Regions from separate parts of the Mus musculus genome. Here region 1 is linked to region 2. A link is a loop called in an ENCODE intact Hi-C map of the cell type or tissue named here. Cell type or tissue: heart. All regions are shown on one strand. Links, peaks and the distances in the headings refer to the core of each region. The heading gives the core; the rest is flanking DNA.

Region 1 (2,922 bases), core at 158-2,657, 110 kb after region 2:
ACTCTCCCTCTTATCAGATTGGCAGTGAGCATGCTTGTGAGGGATTGTGTTGATAATTGATTGATGTAGGAGGGCATAGCTGTTTGTCAATGGTACCATCCCCTTGGCAGGTGGTCTTAGGATATATAAAGATGTTAAATAAGCAAAAGCTGGAGTGAGCCAATAATAGTTCCTGACTGAATAAAGCATTGTCTTAATCCCTTAATACATTTTTTTTCACAAAATCAAATCTTCCACAAAAGTAATGATTTTCCAAATTAGCATGCTTTTCCCGTGGAATTCCAGCTTTTGAGGAGAATTGCAGTTTTATTAGTAGTTTAGGGCAAGCAGTCTGGAGCAAACCTTAAAGTCAGGCTCTCCAGCTCCTTGAAATCATAGACAAGAGACTTGACTTTTGTGTGTGCTGATATACTCATTTTTAAACAGGTTGCTGCTGCTGCATGCCAGCATCACACACACACACACACACACACACACACACACACACACACACACACACACACACACGATGTAATGTATGTCTAGTTCAGAGAGCTGCATGTGTTCACTGCTGTTATGTGAGATGCACCTTAGCCTCTCTGAGTTCTCATGTTCCGGGGAGAGCCTAAATATCATCATTCCTAATTCTGAACTGAAATTTCATGCTCACATTTGACCTCTGACTTGTAGAGTGTGTACTCTCTAACAGCACTGGCTGAATTAATGGATGGAAGAAAGGAATTATGGGTGAAAAATCGAGTGTTATACTGTTTTTAACAGAATGATGTATTCCCACAATGAAATGAACAAACTGAATTTTAAGCTCTGTGACCCTGGTGTGTCATTTACACTCAGAAATCAAATCAATCCATTTCACTGGGGGCAGAGGGAGACGGAGGCAGCTGGTGTGATCAGGGCCCACGTACTCAGTGTTCTGAAACCATGCCTGGGAAGCACTGTGCTGTAACTTTAATTAACAATGACCAATTCTAGAAACCTGGCTTCATTCTTTAGGGATGTAGAGTACAAAGCCTAGTGAGTCTGAAATACATCCCTGTTCAACGGAGTGAAGACAGTGAAATTTACTTCTTTTGATTTGTAAGAAACACTTTCAATCTATAATCAGCTCCATTATTCTTCACCCCAAGTGGAAACCCACAGATTCATGCAAGCACTATGTGTGGAGAGTCTTTTTAAACTTTAAAACAAAATGTAGAACTGTCTGTTATCTTTTAAAAAATCTAAGCTGCAATGAGATATTCAATTTGTTTTCTGAAACTAATCCGTACTCCAGGCAACCAGCCATAAAGCTTGCTATACACTGCCCTCCAGTGGACTTCTATCACATGTAAGCTTGACAAGTTACTGGACATAACCTGTATGTAAGCTTGCTTTTTCTTTTTTTTTTTTTCAATTTTTTATTAGATATTTTCTTCATTTACATTTCAAATGCTATCCTGAAAGTCCCCTATACCTTCGGCGCTCCCTGCTCTCCTACCCACCCACTCCCACTTCTTGGCCCTGGCATTCTTCTGTATTGGGGCACATAAAGTTTGCAAGACCAAGGGGCCAATCTTCCCAATGATGGCCGACTAGGTCATCTTCTGCTACATATGCAGCTAGAGACATGAACTCCGGGGTACTGGTTAGTTCATATTGTTGTTCCACCTATAGGGTTGCAGACCCCTTCAGCTCCTTGGGTACTTTCTCTAGCTCCTCTATTGGGGGCCCTGTGTTCCATCCTATAGATGACTGTGAGCATCCACTTCTGTATTTGCCAGGCACTGGCATAGCCTCACACGAGACAACTTTATGAGGGTCCTTTCAGCAAAATCTTGCTGGAATATGCAATAGTGTCTGCGTTTGGTGGCTGATTATGAGATGGATCCCCAGGTAGGGTAGTCTCGGGATGGTCCATCCTTTTGTCTTAGCTCCAAACTTTGTCTCTGTAACTCCTTCCATGGGTATTTTGTTCCCTATTCTAAGGAGGAATGAAGTATTTATAATAGCCAGAAGCTGGAAAGGACCCAGATGTCCCTCAACAGAGGAATGGATACAGAAAATGTGGTGCATTTACACAATGGAGTACTACTTAGTATTAAAAACAATGAATTTATGAAATTCTTAGGCAAATGGATGGATCTGGAGGATATCATCTTGAGTGAGGTAACCCAATCACAAAAGAAGTCACTTGATATGCACTCACTGATAAGTGGATATTAGCCTAGAAACTTAGAATACCCAAGATACAATTTGCAAAACACAAGAAAATCAAGAAGAAGAAGGAAGACCAACATGTGGATACTTCATTCCTCCTTAGAAAGGGAACAAAATACCCATGGAAGGAGTTACAGAGACAAAGTTTGGAGCTAAGATTTAAGGTTTCTTATAGACAAGAAGCCCTATGCTTAACATAAACTTTAAAAGTCCAAAAACAAATACTAAATGACAATCATCATTGCTTTTCTCCTGAACAACCTTGCACTTAATCCTCCAAATTTCAAGGTGAAAAACAAAAAAGGAAGACCAAAGTGTGGATGCTTCAGTCCTACTTAGAAGGGGTAACAAAATAATCACAGGAATTAGAGGGAGGGAGGGTTCTGGGAGGGAGAGGGGAGGTGGAGGGAAAAAGGTATCAGGATCAGGTGTGGGAGGAGATGGGGAGAAGTACAGAGGTCAGGAAATTGAATGGAGGTGTGTAGCAGTGGGGGCTGGGAAACTGGAGGTAGCCACTAGAAAGTCTCAGATGTCAAAAAAGCAAGAGGCTCCCAGGACCCAACAGGGATGACATTAGCTGAAATACCCAACAAAGGGAAGATAGAACCTGTAGAGACCATATCCAGAGGTTAGGCAAGGCCCCAGGTTGAGGGTTATGGCCACTCAAATGTACTAACCCAGAATTGCTCCTGTCTAAAGGAAATGCAGGGACAAAGAATGGATAGA
Region 2 (2,922 bases), core at 290-2,789:
TCTATAACAGATTCAGAAAAACATCAAACACATATACTCACTCTAATGAATTTGTTGCAAATGCAACTTTTTAAAAAAAATGTTTATTACTTTCTGAGATTTCCATATGTGAGGACTATATCTATATTATTTCCTCACTTTTGTCTCTCCCAGTTACCCCTTGGTTACTCTTCCCTACTCTGCTCCCTTTTAAACTTATGGCCTCTTTTTCCTTAATTATGATACATATAATAATTATATATGTATAATGCATACATATATATGTATATAATATATGCAATGTATTATACATATACATAGATAAATATAGCTTGCTTTGCACATTTAGTATTGCTCATGCATGTATGTATGTATGTATATATGTATGTATGAGTGTGTGTTTAGAGCTGACTACTTGGTATTGGATAACCAGTTAGGAGCCTCATCAAAGTCTCCCCCTCAGTAGTCATTAAATGATTGTGGTAGTAGTAGCAGTGTAGACATGTGGAATTTCCCCCATTTATAATGTCATTGTTTTGGTAACCATATTATTGAGAGTTCCTGGATAAAACTTCCTTACATAAGTTTTTTCTTAATGAAAGATGTCTTAAGCCTCCTATTAAAGAATTTTGTTGTTGCTTGAGACTGGATCTCATGTATGCCATACTGACCTCAAATTTCCAACCTTGAAAGTCTGATCTTGCCCCCACTTCCAAGTGACTGGACTGCAGGCAGGTTCTACAATGTCATATCAGGTTTGGCTTTATGTGACCCCAGAACTATACATTTTAGGTAAGCACACATGTGACTGAGCAACACTTCCAGCCAAAGAAACTAAATTCTCATGACACTTTAAAAAAATCATTTCTTTAAGTCTCATTTTGCACTAATGAGCTCGCACAAAGACCCCTCCACCACCACCACCCACACACACTGTAAGAAGAGCAGGTGCTTAAAGCAGGTTTTAAATTCACTTCATGTTTAAAGATGAAGACATTTCATTGAGAAGATCAAAAGAAAATATTTGTTTTTCAAAAGAAAAGAGACAGTTGGCATATCGGGAGAAGACCAGTGTAGAACTAGCCTCAATGTTAAGCAGAAACAGCATTCTCAGGAAAGCAAACTACAAACACACCAGGGGCTAGAAGTTAAGTTCCCTAACATGTTGATCATGGGGAGTAGCAGACACAATTTTAAAAGCCCTCAAAACTGAAAGCAAGAGCCTGCTTCAAATAGTGCAGCATCCAAACAGGCCACAAATCTCCATTTCCCTTTCCTCTTCCTTTTCACATTTACTTGGTTTCCTCCTGGCTTGCAAAAAGCCTTTCCACAGGGCTCCCCTACTGTTGGGAGACTCTTATGCAGGCAGGTCTCACTGTGGACGATTGTTCTCATCCATCTCAGTTCGGTGTTTAGGATTACACGTTTGTGAGCGAATTCTGCAAATGCTCACTTGCCCTGCAAGGGCTGGAATAGTGCCTAATTCAGAGAAAATTGTCAGTTAGCATTGGAGAACTGGGACAAATGGGACCTTGATTGGAGAAGCAAAGGAAAATAGTTTCCTTGCAAAAAATCTTAATGAGCTTTTTTGAACAGATAGTAATTTTATAAATTAGACAGCCTGTCAGACCAACTAGGAGGAGAAGCCACAGAAAGGTTTTGCTAGGCATTTGAAAAACAAACAAACAAACAAACAAACAAAAAATCAAGATGAAGGAAATGTGTTTCATTGCTTCATGTGGAAAGTACCTTATTAGAGGTTCCTTGCTATTGGCTAAGCTACATATATTTTACTGTTCATGTTGAGTTGGGCTGACTGATACTTGCACCATCTCAGACCTCTGGTTCCCGAATAATTCTTTCATCTTTTTTTCATTGCAACAGGGTCTTACTACATAGCTCAATCTGACCTCCAACTTACTATCCTCCTGCCTCAGATTCCTATGTGAGTTCTGAGATTACAAGCAGTCATTATCATTCTCAGACTAATTTTTAAAAAATGATTTCAAGGGCTGAAGAGATGACTCAGTGCTTATAAGCACTGGCTGATGTTCCAGAGGTCCTGAGTTGACATTCTACTGCCCAAATGGCAGCTCACAACTGTCTATAAACAGAGGTCCCATGGGATCTGATGCCCATAAACATAAAATAAATAAATAATTAAAATAAATACATAAATCATTTTTAAAAGATTTGAAAGCAACTTTAGTGGTTTATTTTACTCTTTATACCATTCAATGTACTACTTTGCTTTTTCAAATTGTTCTATTTTGTTGAGACCATGTGGAATCTCTGTGAAATTTTTTGACTTTCAGGTTTGTTCTAAAGAGTAGACAAATATTTCTGTCCATATATTCACAAGCCTTAGTTAGGATTTTATTGCTGTGAAGAGACACTGACCATGGCAATACTTATAAAGGACAATATTTAATTGGGGCTGGCAGTTTCAGAGGTTTAGTCTATTATCATCATGGTGGGAAGCATGGCAGCATAAAATAAAACAAAACAAAAATAACAACAACAAACAAACAAACAAAAAAACATGGTGCTGGATAAAGAGCTGAGAGTGCTACATCTTGATTCAGAGGCAGTATAAAGGGACTGTATCCCACAATGGGTGGAGCTGGAGCATAAGAAACCTCAAAGCTGGCCTCCACAGTGACCTGCTTCCTCCAGGAAAGCCACACCTACCCTAACAAGGGCACATTTCCTAATAGTGCACAGGCCAAGCACTCAAACACATTAGCCTATCTGGGGACCAAACCTGTTTATACCACCATAGCTACCATAATATTTCTCCCTATCTCACTACCACCTTCCAAGAGCAACGAACCAGGGTTTCTATAGGATGCCATCTACACTGAAAGCTTTTGCAGCAAGCCTTCAGACTTAGCAACTCTGGTTCTGTGGAATGCTGTGGCTGCTCTTGCCTTTGATCCTACT

Evidence for each region. A loop is a pair of places that touch in the nucleus more often than their neighbours do. Peaks named below come from ENCODE experiments on the same cell type or tissue, not always from the same donor. Only the 100,000 strongest peaks of a DNase experiment are listed, where the experiment ranks them.
Region 1: it touches region 2 in a loop (3-fold over the local background); 4 of 42 quality-filtered maps call a loop at or near these places.

The regions. Positions count from the first base shown.
Region 1 is chr1:10,834,230-10,837,151 of GRCm38, reverse strand. No RefSeq gene overlaps it. Among named protein-coding and RNA genes, the nearest start is that of Cpa6, 120 kb to the right of the region's middle. In heart, for the core only: a CTCF peak has its summit at 1,311 (motif pointing left); no DNase peak of the experiment used is centred there.
Region 2 is chr1:10,941,555-10,944,476 of GRCm38, reverse strand. No RefSeq gene overlaps it. Among named protein-coding and RNA genes, the nearest start is that of Prex2, 50 kb to the left of the region's middle. In heart, for the core only: a CTCF peak has its summit at 1,331; no DNase peak of the experiment used is centred there.